Linked DNA regions of Homo sapiens: region 2 is linked to region 1. The links are chromatin contacts, found by Hi-C or POLR2A ChIA-PET in ENCODE. All regions are on one chromosome and are shown on one strand. Each heading gives the region's core, a stretch centred on a gene start or an enhancer-like site at or near the end of the contact. The rest is flanking DNA. Distances are from core to core; before and after follow the strand shown. Region 1 overlaps PLEKHG1 (pleckstrin homology and RhoGEF domain containing G1). Region 2 overlaps PLEKHG1 (pleckstrin homology and RhoGEF domain containing G1).

Region 1 (7,273 bases), core at 1,416-3,915:
TTGTATGTTTTAACATAGAAACAGCTCCCAAACAGATCTGCTGTGGATTGAGACCCATAGTGGGTTAAACTGACATAGCTTAGAAGTTATTTGAACTGTTGAGAAAGAGGAAAGCTGCTTTCTGCCCCTTGTGTGCTAAAGAGTTCATAACTGAGTGTTCCCCTTTCCCTAGCAAGACTTGAAAAAGGATTCTGTAGGAGGCAGGAAAACAATACAGAAAAAAGTGAAAACAGCTGAAATAACGTAAAATAAAAAGTAAATACAGTCCTTGCCCTAGGCTGAACAATGAAGTGTGGCTCCCTCCCAAACGTAACATGGCGATCTGCAGCATTTAGAGGAAGTAACCCTGTGAAAAGCCAAGCAGACCATGAAAATCCCAGCACCGCAGCCGCATTCCAATGTCCAACAGCAAACACTGTCGTGTTTAGATGCAGCTAGAGAAAGGAGAAGCTGAAATGTAAGATCCATTAGATAATTGTTTCTTACGCCTTTTATTAATCCACCTTCATTCTCTCATGTTCTTTAGGTTCCTCCAATGCAAAATAGGCAAGGCTTTCATCATTAACTTTCTCAAGTGGCACATTTCACAGTTTGCATCAAATTAGGTTTCGTTCTAGTGCTTTCATACTAAAATCATTGTCATGCATAAACCAATGTACATAAACCTTTTTTCAAAACAAGCTTTGTGGTAACAACTTTTCTTCTTAAGAAAGTAGTCACCTCGGTAAGAAACTAGATTCAAAAGATTTAAAAGTAGTTGGCATTAAAATCCCCAAATAGCTTGGCCTATTCTCCTTACTGTTATAAATGGAACAATCATAAGAGCTTGAGTACCTGCATAGGACAGACAGGCCCAAAAAAGGCCCAAAAAAGAAAAACAAATGGAGGCCAGAATTGAAAGAATGGTACATTTTGAACAACACATAAAACCTACACTCCCTCAAAATAAAGAAATATATTCATTGATATTTCTGTTAAATTACACATGGTCCAAAAGGATGGACTAATACTCAATGTGCAGTGAATGTCTGTATTTAATAGCAGCTTAAGACTTTGCTGGACATTTTGGAGGGCATATTGTACACAAAATTAAGAAGGTAAAACAGAAGGATGTGGATGGGCATGAGCCACACACAGCATGGCAGGATGAGGGGCGGGGCAGGGGTGGAGGGTGCAAGCCACATTCACCTGGCTGAATTCAGAGGCTCTGCAGTGGGGCTTAAAGAGAGAATGAACAATCCTTTCTCTCACTTCAAGAGCGAAGCTTGCTCATTTGCAGAAACCTGATACTAAATTCTTCATGTGAGAGAAAGGTTGAGTTAAGGGGCTTAAAGAATTTCATCTGGGGTTACAGACAAAGAACCATGGCCAGCATCCAACAACTGATGGCCCATCGCCAGCTCAAAGAGTTTCAAAAACCTCAGAGTCCATGGCAGAGAAACTAAATTTTAAAAGTTGCTTGTTTTCAGAAATTATTGAGAAAACAGATCGTGAGGAGTCCACATTTTTGTAGACCACTCTAGAAAACAGATCAAAGTTGTATGGTCATAACTTGTTCCCCCCCACTGATCATAAGTACATCTTTTAAATCTAATACTTTAACCCTAGACTAGCTCCTGAAAACTAAGGCAGCATGCCCTGCATTCACAGCTGTAATCATCTGTAGCCAAATGAGTGGTTTGAAGCTCAGTGATAATAACAGTTCATTCTGCGCCCGAAATGACAGTGTAAGGACACCAACGAAATTTATTAGAGCCTGTCATGCTGCTTATTAATTTTATTGGCTTGATGTCAGCACCTATGGTTACCCTGCTGTTAACAACTATGAAGGATCAATTTAAAACTTTTGCACTGAAAACAATTATTCTCCAAGAGGATCAAAGAATTTACCCTAGTTTGGTGAGGGAAGGAGCAGAGAGTACACACAAAAAAGGGCTTTTCACCATTTGAATGATGTTCTGTGATTTAAAATTTCTCCTATTTACTTTCTAATCAGTTTATGTCCTTAAGATCTCTACCATTATAAGATTTGCACACGAGCAGCCTCCTCTAATTAACTTTTTCATTCCTTGTAATATGTGTTATTGAAAATATCCAAGTAGATATCCAAGTAGATCTGACTTGGTCCTATTCAAAGTATGGGAAGTGGGCAGGAGCCAATTTGCAAACTGTTTGCTGCTGATCTACAAGGAGATAAGTACAGACATCAAGTAAGCATGCAGAAACTAGTTTACAGAATGATTTAATATCAATCTAATAATAAATTTGTGCTTGTACTTTGTACATCTTATTCTTCTTCTAACTTTTCTAGTATTCTTTTTTAAATTGTATTTTACAAAAGAATCGGTGTGTGATAGATGGAAAGAAAACACACACACTTGCCCCTCACCATGGATAGTTTGAGAAGCTCTGATCTACATAACCATCCAGCAGGGACATGCTATAGAAAGAAGAACTGAGACTGAAGGCAAATTCAGCGCCCTTCAGAGCTTACCTTATTTCTATGAGATGCCCGGAAATAGGTTAGTTAATAGCTCCTGCACTTCCCTTCTTCTTCTGATATCACATTAAATTTTTTTTTTTCTTTGAGACAGAGTCTCACTCTGTCACCCAAGCTGGAGTGCAGTGGCACAATCTCGGCTCACTACGACCTCCACCTCCCAAGTTCAAGCGATTCTCCTGACTCAGCCCCCTCGAGTAGCTGAGATTGCAGGCACGTGCCATCATGCCTGGGTAATTTTTGTATTTTTAGCAGAGACGGGGTTTCACCATGTTGGCTAGGCTGGTCTCAAACTCCTGACCTCAGGTGATCCACTTGCCTTGGCCTCCCAAAATGCTGGGATTACAGATGTAAGCCACTGCACCTGGCCCTGAGAAATAATCTTTTTTCATTTCTCCAATCCCTCTACCCTTTCTAGAAAGTAGTCTGTTTACCCAAAAATTTGCCTTTCAAATTTCATGTATTACGTTGGGATGCCTCTGAAACTAGAATAACTTACATGTGTATAGTAATTTACAGTTTAAAAGCACATTAACATTCATTTATACAAGCCTTCCTCCCATCTTTTTATTTTGAGGATGTAATAATGTGTGCCAAGTGCTGTTTTACAGGATAAGAATTAAAAAAAAATGCATAAAACATGATCCCTTCCCCCAGCAAGCTCCCGGTATAGTTGAAGAGCCAAGTGTAAACAAATAAATAGAATAGTGTTTTGGCAGCAAGACTGATAGAGATTCAGTTCACAAGAGAGGGCAGGAAAGGCGGAAGTGGTCCGTTCCAGGGAGGGGAGAGGCTTCACAGGGAAGGTGAGGGTGGAGCTGAATCTTGAAGGATGGAGTTTCAACACAGCGAAAGGAGGAAGAAGACAACATCTAGGAGGCCAGAAATGGGTAAACAAAGGCACAGGGTAACAAAAAGGACACTAAAAGGAGTTGAAAAGGGCTAGATTTCAGGCCAGCCAGATGTCAGGGTTGAGACCAGCTGGACAGAGCAGGGCGTGCGCCTAAACACACAGACCCTTGAGGGTGGGGCTGCACTGCTAGATGAGGCTAAATGGGGGCCGGGACAGGTCATGCAGAATCTTCCACGCTACATAGCTGGTGGTAACCACTGAAGCGTGTGGTGAGATTAAAGATGGTTCCATCATCAATAAAGAAAACAGGGCCGGGTGCAGTGGCTCATGCCTGTAATCCCAATACTTTGGGAGGCAAACACAGGTGGATCATCTAGGGTCAGGAGTTCAAGACCAGCCTGGGCAACGTGGTGAAACCCCATCTCTACTAAAAATACAAAATTTAGCGGGGCATGGTGGCAGGCACCTGTTAATCTCAGCTACTCGGGAGGCTGAGGCAGGAGAATCGCTTGAACCCGGGAGGCAAAGGTTGCAATGAGCTGAGATTGCACCACTGCACTCCAGCCTGGGCAACAAGAGCTAAACTCTGTCTTAAAAAAAAAAAGAAAAAGAAAAAGAAAATAGGAGAGAAGCTATAAAGCTGCTGGGGAGGCTGGTTAGGTGATGCATGCAGCAGACAGGTATGTGCAGACCAACTCCTAACCCTGAGTCAGGTGGAGAGGAGAGGTATTTAATGGGATGTGGAGAATAATAGAAAGCATGGAGTCCAGGGTGACAGCATGGTTGAAGTGACTGATCAGCCATGTGGGCTTTCAGTGGAAGGAAGTCTGGGGCTCCTCTCTCTTCGTCACTTCCCACCTTAAGGAGGAAGCTGCTGTTTCACCAGCTCCCAGGAAGGATGCTTTCTCATCCACTGTGGCATGAGTGAGTTAAAGTCAATGAGTACATGGGGACCCATCTGTCTCCTCTTCCTTTTGGCTGTAGCATGGAGACAGCTGGGCTGCTCCCTCTGCAGAGAAGGACCCATTGGCTTCTCTCCTCTGATTTTCCTTCCTAGGTGGCTGGTGAGGTAAAACCAAGCCAGGGCCAGCTCTAGCAGGCCCCATCTGCAGAGGCCTGGGCAGGGCTGTTCTGAGGTTTGGTACCCCCTGGACTGGACTTCTTCAAGCCAAGATGAAAGGTTGAAAGGCATCTCTGGGGGTTTGTGGTGACAGGAGACAGGCCTACTTTTGGCCTAGTTAATCCAGATCGTAGATTTCCATGTGCTCAGGCTGGCTCATTTTGTTCTTGCTAGGGCCCAAGCTCTAAGAAAAAACATGGGTTTGATTTTCCAGCCATTGTCCTTTGCACAAAGAGTGCCCTTACAGAACATTGTGACTGATAAGATATTGGTTAAGGCCCGGGCACGGTGGCTCACACCTGTAATCCCCACACTTTGGGAGGCTGAGGCAGGTGGATCACCTGAAGTCAGGAGTTCCAGAACAGCCTGGCCCAGCATGGTGAAACTCCATCTCTACTAAAAATACAAAAATATTAGCCAAGTGTGGTGGTGGGCAGCTGTAATCCCAGCTACTTGGGAGGCTGAGGCAGGGGAATTGCTTGAACCTGGGATGCGGAGGTTGCAGTGAGTTGAGATTGTGCCATTGCACTCCAGCCTGGGCAACAAGAACAAAACTCCGTCTCAAAAAAAAAAAAAAAAAAAAGAAGCTTTATCCCTCCTGTTGGTGCTCAAAGGAGAATGAGGGAGAACATGTAAAAGAAGTTCAGAGTTTGACCATTTAAGTGCTACAAGAATTATTTACAAAGTACTGTGAGAGTACAGAAGAACACACTGCAAATGAAAGAAGCCCTTTATCTTTCTTCCAAATAAGCCACTGAACAGGGTATAATAAAATGTCCTGCTGTAGCCTATAGATAAAAGTATCAGAAGTCCAATCTTAAGTGAATCTCTTTTCTCTTCTTTCTCTGTGAACACCTAGGGAGGAGGAAGTTACAGCCAAAGAAACAGGATCTGGGGAATGGTGGTCTCCGGCCACTGCATTAGGCTGGATACAAAAGCTCTTACTATGGAGATAGAGTTTTCCCTGGGTCCATACAGTCTAGACCCCACACCACAGAGAAATGTACTGAAAATCCAATGTAGAAGGAATGGGACACAATCTTTCTGGCAATAGCTTTGGGCAGGGGGAAGGAAGGAGAAGAAAGGGAAGAAAGAAAAAGAGAGGGTTGGGCCGGGCACAGTGGCTCATGCCTGTAATCCCAGTACTTTCTGAGGCCGAGGCAGGCAGGTTATCAGAGGTCAGCAGCTCGAAACCAGCCTGGCCAACATGGCGAAACCCCGTCTCTACTAAAAATACAAAAAAAAAAAAAATTAGCCGGGCTTGGTGGCGGGCACCTGTAATCCCAGCTACTTGGGAAGCTGAGGCAGGAGAATCGCTTGAACCCGGGAGGCAGAGGTTGAAGTGAGCTGAGATTGCGCCACTGCACTCCAGCCTGGGCAACAGAGTGAGACTCAAAAAAAAAAAAGAAAAAGAGAGAAAGAAAGGGGAAGACAAAGGGGGAAGAAAGATATGACAGAGGCTGATCTTACTGGTAATGTGATGTGTGGAACTCTGTTAACGGCTCTGAGATGCCTGAGTAAAAGAATAAAATATCGGGTGGTTTCAGCCTCATTTACCAACTATAATACTTGCAGTACATAAACCATTGGTAAAAAATGTCAGGAATGGCCTTCTTGTTAAGCTGTGACAGATGATACATGCGCCTGTTCAGTCCCCTCTATTGTTTTGCTACCTCCTCCTGAAAGGGGGAGAGCTGTGAGCTTTCTCATAGTGAGGAGATGGGCCAGCTGGGCCTAGGAAGGGGCAGGAGGTGGCAGCTCTTCCCAGAAAAAGAAACTTGGAACAGGAATTCTGTTAAAAATAGAAATGATGAGTAGAAAGAGAAATACATCTTTGCTTGAAGACAATTAGGAATATTTGTTTGGTTTTCCCTTAAAGACTTTAAGCAAAAACACATCTATGAACAAGAAATTAAGAAATAGAATTAGTATTAATATGTTAAAGTTCTTAAAGCAACAGGACGCCCATCTTTTCCTACACTTCTGACAATCATTACCGAAATCAATTGTCTTAGGCCAGGTGTGGTGGCTCACCCCTGCATCCCAGCACTTTGGGAGGCCGAGACAGGTGGATCACCTGAGGTCAGGAGTTCGAGACCAGCCTGAAACCCCGTCTCTACAAAAATACAAAAATTAGCTGGGTGTGGTGGCACAGGCCTGTAATATCAGCTACTCGAGAGGCTGAGGCAGGACAATCGCTTGAACCTGGGAGGTGGAGGTTGTAGTGAGCCGAGATCGCACCACTGCACTCCAGCCTGGGTGGATCACAAGGTCAAGTAATCGAGACCATCCTGGCTGACACGGTGAAACCTCGTCTCTACTAAACATACAAAAATTTGCTGGGCATGGTGGCGCATCCCTGTAGTCCCAGCTACTTGGGAGGCCGAGGCAGGAGAATCGCTTGAACCCAGGAGGTGGAGGTTGCAGTGAGCCATGATTGTGCCACTGCACTCCAGCCTGGGCAATAGAGTGAGACTTTGTCTCAAAAAAAAAAAAAAAAAAAAAAAAGAAAAAAAGAAAGAAATCAATTGTTTTCATTTACTTCACAGTGATGTCATTTATTGACTTCATGTGGATGTGTATAAATGTACTGAAACCTAAAAAAGTTATAATAATGGAAAAGCAGTTTGGTATAAACATAACACTAAAATCAGTTCCTTATATTACCTTTCGGTATAACAATTAGAAAAGTCCTTATAAGAGGCCTTTTTACAATAATAACGTAGCAGAAAAACTTAATTTTGTTGCCTTGTTAAATATTTATTTTCGAAATTGCAGTTTCCAAATTACATTGACAACG
Region 2 (7,273 bases), core at 2,094-4,593, 120 kb after region 1:
GCCTTAAAAAATAACTTCCAGTGATGTTAAAATTATTCCATTTTCTACATAAAGGTCTCATATATCTTTCACTAGATGTATTTCTAGGGATCTTTCTGTTGTTCCTGGAGAAGTTACCTTTTAAAAAATATCCTGTTTTTTTCTAGAAAGGATATTACTAACTTAAAAAAATATATTTGGAAATACCAAGAAAAGTTGTAAAAATAAGAAGAATACAAAAAACACTATCGGCTGGGCACAGTGGCTCATGCCTGTAATCCCAGCACTTTGGGAGGCTAAGGTAGGTGGATCACAAGGTCAGGAGTTCAAGACCAGCCTGACCAATGTGGTGAAGCCCTGACTCTACTAAAAATACAAAAATTAGCCGGGTGTGGGAGTAGCCTGTAATCCCAGATACTCAGGAGGCTGAGGCAGGAAAATCACTTGAACCCAGGAGGCAGAGGTTGCAGTGAGCCAAGATTGCGCCACTGCACTCCAGCCTGGGTGACAGAGTGAGACTCTGTAACAAAAAAAAAAAAAAAAAACACGAAAAGAAAAAAACCACTCTCTTTTCCTAGCTCTTCCTTGTCAAATGTTTATTGACTTTATTAGTTCTTTAATAGGGCCAAATTCTGGTTCTGGCATGCTATAGGCACATATAATTCTTTGGCTATAAGCAAGAAAATCCACCAGCTACAGAATTCACAATGGAAACTGGCTGACCAAAGTAGGAAGGGAGAGAATGTCAACTCAACAAATCACCTGAATTTTTCATTCATGGAGGTAATTTATTTAAATACCTCAAAATTCGTTTATCCACTTAACAAATATTTACGATTATGTACAAACATCCATTTCTATTCTCAGAGACCTCCAAAGACAGACACACGCTCTATAGCTTTCCTTGCAAATTCAAGTCAATTTTAATTTCTAATTTGATATTTGCAAACGGCCATTTCTTCTTTTGAAAAAAAAAAAAGTGGGTGTCAATCACTTAGGGGGAAAAAATCCTAGAATTTGAAAGTGGAAACCACAGAGGAGAGGTACAAATCTTTTAGTAGCTATTTCTTAGCCTCCTAACCAGTAGATACATGAGTTTTACTCATCATTTGATTCAATTATGTAGTGAATGCCTGGTATGAGCCGGGCATTACGCAGGCATGAGGAATTGCAAAGTGAATAAAGTATGGTATCTTCAAGAAACACGGCTCACATTTTGGAAAAGCTACATACATCAAGCAGTTTTTAATCCATTGAATTGTTTTCAGTGGTGCTTTGACAGATATATCAGGAAAGATTTGTCAAAAGAAAGGTTCTCCCCACCCAATCTAGATATTGTATATCAGATTTGCCTGTCTCATCAGGCACCACATGCTGCATGTAAATGCAATTTATGAAATGAGTTGAGCTTTTAAGATGAGTTCAGTTTCCAGTTTGTATCAATTCCTAGGTTCCACAGGACACACACCAATATGAGGCAGGACTGATTGAGGTTCTTACTACATTATTAAGATGTGTTACACTGATACCAGATACTTCCAGAATCTGGGCTAGATTTCATGGTAAGTTGACTGTGAGCTTTTAAAAAGGAAACTAAAAGCAGACAAACAGCAAGAACTCAACACCAAATTTTGATGGTCCAGACCTTAGATTTTTACCATTTCCTGTTTATTTTTTTTAAACAGGCTAAAAGTTGGCATAGTTACCTGGCAAAGGATAATTAATTCTAATACTTAATTAGAGATGAGGCATTCCAGTAGGTGACCTCTTCCTCATATTCCTTGGTATGTCTCTCTGTTTTTCATACTTACAGCAAAGACGGCCTCTTAATAAAGAAAAGCTGGCCAAAGAACTGGGGATTCCGTCACTATTTTCCTTAAGTTTTTAAAGTTGGAGGGGATGCTGGGCAAAAATGCAAAAAGTAGGGAATGTTTCTTCAATGAATGAGCTTCACTTAAGTACCGCTACTATTACAGGTGCTGTTATAGGCACTGGGGTTACATAGAAAAATACTGAACCACTGCCTAAGACATCAGGTTCTTGAAGGGTTACATACCAGGAGACAAACTGGATAGCAGCTATATTACAAGTGCTGTAATACAGTTATCAATGCTTTTAGTTGAGCAACCTGTGCTACTCCTAAAATGCCTTGAATGCATCCAACATTTGAGCACCAACAGCATACCAGTGCAGGTGCTAAGGATGCAGCCATGATTGGGACAGATTCAGTCCTTACCATCACAGGACCTTTAGCCAGTGGGATGGCTGGCACAGCATTAAAGACAATGCCCAAAGGCAACTGTAGTTATACAGTAAACTTTTAAAAGCATAACAAAATACAACTTTAATATTAAAATCTTGGTCTTGGCAGCATTCCAGTGGAGGAAAATTATGGGTAAAACAAGATTTTCCAGAGATACTCAAGTCCAGGCATAAATAAGGAAAAGGAAGGTGATTATGAAAGTTAGCAAGGTTTTGGCAGATTCTACACGTAATAAAATGGAGGAAGCCACAGAAACTGAGCAACATTTTCTAAGCAGAAAAATTTTATAAGCACCACCTTTTATAGAGTTCAAGAGCTTCTTTCAATCTAGGTCAATAACTTCAAGCAATTCAGAATGTGTTAACAAGCAGTGAAAATGAATGTTAATTAAAATAATAAAATTCCCTCAAATGAACAGAATTCAGCTGGCTGTGGTTTCCAAAGTTGTACTATCTCATAAGTCAAATAGATTTAATAAGGGGAAACAGGACATTAGGTTTCTTGTGCCACTTATTTAATAAACTAATATTTTAGGAGATAACTTTAAAATCTGAATTTGTATTCACCCATTTATTTAATGGTGAAGCACAGTTTTTTTTTACCCAGGCTTCTGTAAAAATATACTTTATTCGGGAAATGTGTTACATCACTTGAAAAAAAAAAGGGTTACTTACATCACTTGAAAATATTCTATTTAGAAAGGTAATTTCCTTTTGCTTTTTTTTTTTTTTTTTTTTTTTGCCTTTTCACATCAGTCAAGTAAAACAGGCTTTGACATATTGGTTTTTTAAAAAGAGAACTTCCAAATATATCACAGAGTTTTTATTTAACATCTATCCTGAGGCTATTTCAGATGAGCTTTCAGTTTCAGGGGAGGGAAAAAGGAAACATGGATACGAAGGGCTGGCTTCCAATAAAACGTTTTACACTTACTACCAAACAGTGATTTATTCATCCACACGTTCCACAGCACCACAGCCACCAGCACTTCCTGGAAATCTTTGGTTTTGCTAACATGGACCATTTTTACTTCTAAAAAAAGGGGAACTGTTCATATTGAATATTGTAGCCCATGAGGAAAGTAAGAGAGACAACTGACATATGCAGAAACACCTTGCCATTTTCAATCCGGACTTGAGAAAACTTTTACTTTCACTAAACCTTCATTAGCATATCTAACATGTGCTTACACGGTTATTTTGCTGATCTTAAAATGGTTCAAAACTGAATATGATTACCATTTCAAAAATCTTTCATAGAGTCTGAACTTCACAGATCATCTCTTTTGCACAATATTTTTGCTTTCCTTCACAGAAACCATCAGGGTTTTCGTCAATCTATCTTGCCAGTTTAGACTATATTAAACTTGTTTATTTTAGAATAATTTTATTTAGAATATAGATATGTATGGTTTCTAGTTTCTAACTCCATGAACAGAGTAATATTTCTCCAGATTCTGTTTATGTGCATGTTCAGCCAAGATATCTTCACTACATAAAACGTAAAAGAGCCTCTAATAGTGGGGGCATTTGGCTGTGTGTGGAGTTAAGCCCAGATCAAAGGGCAGGACACTTGTAGTGCACAGATAAGCTAGAGCATTCTCTAGCCACAAGTTTTTCACTATGAAACTGACATTTAGTGCCCACTAAACAACTGACATATAGTACTCCTGCCATAAAATTAGTTAGATTTGCACTTTCTGATCTAAATATTCAGCAACTATAGGTATTTCTTTAACATCTGTCCCCAATATTAGACCACAGGAGACCCCATTTCTCTGTGTACCACAGCATGCCCGATGCCCAGCACATGGCAGATGCTCACAAATAATTGTTAAATGAATAACCAAGCAGAATGTGCTCACTGGATTTAGTGGCATGAGGTCAGTGAGAGCAGTTTTGGGAAATTGTAAGGGCTAAAGTGGAAACAGTTCAGGGCGACGAGTGAAACACCATGTATCTTACACAAGGCCTGAGAGGAGGGAAGTAGAAAGAGCTAGCGTGGTGTGGGTATTCCAAGCAGGGTTTTGCGTGGGAGAGTCCGGATGATATATAAATGGTGACAAGATAGATCTTTTAGAGAGGAAGGGGTAGAAAATACTGAAAAAGGAAGAGTAAGCCAAAGCATCCCTGAAAATACAGGAAGAATGAGGACCCAGGGACCAGTGTTAATTAAGATGGGGACACGTTTGCTGTTATGACAAAGGCAGGAACATGATGGTTCTTGGTAGATGTGGTGGCAGGCCATGGCCCTGTGTGTTCTCAAGTGATTTCTATTTGCTCGGAGAAGTAAAAGTCAAGATCATCTTCTGAAAAAGTTGGGCAAGCCTGCGCATTTGGGAAGAGTTGGGAAAATTATAATTAAGTCATTTAGGAGAGTCAGTCATGAGCTGACTAGAAAAAAAATAGAAAGTCTGTCAATATCACATTCTGCACCATCAACAATCAGGTGATCGGTCCTACTGGCGGGACGCCGGCCTGGGCATGTGCTTAGCAGACAGCAGGTAGGGCCAGATGGGTAACCCTACAGGGAAAGCAGTGGCTTTGGAATCGAAAGATTTGGGCCCAAGGCCAAGATCTGCTATTAAGGAGCTGTCCGACTTGGAGGAGTCATTTCACTTCTTTAGGCCTTAGGGTTTTTCCATTTACAAAATGACAGAGTTGCGTAGAAACCTCCGAGGTCCCTTCTAGCCCTAAAAGGACTCTTTATAAAATAACCAGCAAATTAGTCTAATGGCAGCATCATTGATACAGAATAAAAGTTCAGAATTGAACAGGAACCATAATTCCTGCCTGGTCCATGGCTCCATTGCTTTCCGACATGCATTACACAAGACCTCCCCTCTGGTCTGCCTCCCAGTCTACTTGCACCCTGACAGCTACACGATAAACATGATCATATGGAGTTCTTTGCTTCAATCCTTCCCATGGTCCCCATCACTATGTAGATGAGCCCAGACTCTTCAGGCCAGCCCAGGAAGCTCTTGGTCATCGGTTCCCACTCACCTGCCTGCTTCATTGTCTCATTGAAATACTAACTGCAAAATTGTTTTTCAAAATAAAAAAAAAAAAGGATAGGAACAGATTTGTTAAAGGACATAAAATTACAGCTAGACAGGATGAATAAATTCTAGTGTTCTAGATCACCAGAGGATGACTGTAATTAACAATAATACGTAGTTCCAAATAGCTAGAAGGATACTGAATATTCCAAACACAAAAAAATGATAAATGTTGCAGATGATGAACATCATTATGTATTCCATGAATATGTTCATTGTCAATTTCTTAAAAATTAAAAAAGAAAAATAGAGAAATATATAGCATTTTTAAAAATTAATGCATTAATAAGGGTTATTTGAATCCCTTAAACATACCCATCCTCTATTCTAGTGGCATATATATTGTCTTGCTATTTTAAGACAGTTCAATTTTAAAACACTGTACTCAGAGATTGGGGCCAAGCGGTTCTCAGCAGCAACAGTGAAAATTTTGTGGCTGGGTTAAAATATACTAAAGTGAATTCTTTTCACTTTCTAAGGTGAGTACAATATAAGTTAAAGCCTTCCCAAAAGAAATGGGCTTTCCAGAGGAAGTGAAGACAGAATATAAATAACATTCCCCACTCATTAAAAGAATGGTATTCAATGATGTTTACACATGTGGTTATCACTCTTTAAACTTAAGTCTAAATATACTTTTAAAGCTGTAGGTAAAGTAGTAATTTACTGAAGCCAAACCACAAAGAAATTTCAGGAATGCATCCAGGTTATATAATTCTATTCCCTGCTATATAAAGAGAATTCTAATAGCTTCTATTTTGGTCATCTATTCACCAGTTTTGACTTAGAACTGATTTTTGGAACATAAAATAATTTGAGAAATTAAGTTTCAGTTTAATTAAGTTTTTAGGTAAGAGGCAGAAATGTAAGCTCCCCACCACTGAACAGCAATTGTTACACAAGGGGTACCTGGCAAGGGGGCTTCTACCTGCCCCCAGAACTCTCCATCCTCTCCCTCTCATGTTTGGGAATTTTCTTGTCCTCTTGACACCTTTATTTACCTTCATTTCAGAAATTCTACACTAGCAGGAGTGACCCTGGCAAGAGAGGGAGGGGCAATGAGAAGAAAGGTTCAAGCAAGGGTCAATGAATGTTAGGAAAAAATCAGCTTCTGGCTGAGTGGTAGGGGGAGGGGTGGTGTTCCAGAACCTTCTGTGTACTTGAGGTGGAAGGAGGGCAATTGGACTAGCTTTTACAGAAGACTTGGGAGATGGAAGGAAACACATTAAAAAACGACATGAGAGCACAGGAGGTAGGAAAGACTAAATTATTCCAGGGAGCCATAAGACACCTAACTTAGCCGGAGCTGCGGCCTTGGTGGAAAACAGAAATACATTCTATCTAAAATTTAATAAATTCAGTATGTGCTTCTGATGCTGGAAAATAAAAATTCTAAGCAATCCAAGAAGATCATCTTTGAAGAACAATACCTTCTTAAGGGCCAGGGCAATATCCATAGATATTCACTCTCCTTTCCTGGAAAGAATAACAAGAATGAGAAAGCGCTCAGATTTTAAACAAGTAAGTGCCAAAATATAAATCTAATGGACTAAATGATAGCATTTATATGGCTAAGCCCTCATTCAGTAGGCTGGAAAATTTAAGCCAAGGAAATCTCTAATACATACAATAAAAAACAAAGAGAAGGAAAATAATAAAGAATCGCTTTCAAGAGGCCTAAAATCCACCTACTCGATTTCTAGGTGAAGATACATTAATATTAGTGGGGAGAAAATATCCTAAGCTAGAGAAGACTTCAGATAGTAAAGCTCAAAAATAAAAGGACCGATGACAAAAAGATAGTGGTGAAATTTTAGAACTAAGGATAAAGCAAAAAGTCCTATATGGTTCAAAGAGGTAAAAAGACACACACACACTCACACACACAATCAACTATGTCGTAAGTCTAACATCAGACTTATTGGCTACACTAGATTGTAGGTATCAGAGGTGCAATGCCTTCAAAGTTC

Evidence for each region. A loop is a pair of places that touch in the nucleus more often than their neighbours do. ChIA-PET counts read pairs that join two places held with the same protein, here RNA polymerase II (POLR2A). Pooled maps may share reads with other maps.
Region 2: a pooled map shows a loop between it and region 1 (2.7-fold over the local background). The contact joins two enhancer-like sites. A Hi-C loop is called at or near these places in 2 of 50 pooled maps. POLR2A ChIA-PET finds 5 or more read pairs at or near these places in 4 of 52 experiments (OCI-LY7, activated B cell and activated CD4-positive, alpha-beta T cell).

What each region holds. Positions count from the first base shown.
Region 1 is chr6:150,760,808-150,768,080 of GRCh38, reverse strand. The region is part of intron 3 of PLEKHG1 (pleckstrin homology and RhoGEF domain containing G1); the gene reads right to left. Among named protein-coding and RNA genes, the nearest start is that of MTHFD1L, 100 kb to the left of the region's middle. Within about 2 kb of position 2,665, at least 4 of the 41 ENCODE cell types and tissues checked have a DNase peak (open chromatin) inside an H3K27ac peak, as active enhancers do; they include OCI-LY7, where a contact is called at or near this core.
Region 2 is chr6:150,637,586-150,644,858 of GRCh38, reverse strand. All of the region lies in intron 1 of PLEKHG1 (pleckstrin homology and RhoGEF domain containing G1), which reads right to left. Among named protein-coding and RNA genes, the nearest start is that of PLEKHG1, 41 kb to the right of the region's middle. Within about 2 kb of position 3,343, at least 7 of the 41 ENCODE cell types and tissues checked have a DNase peak (open chromatin) inside an H3K27ac peak, as active enhancers do; they include OCI-LY7, where a contact is called at or near this core.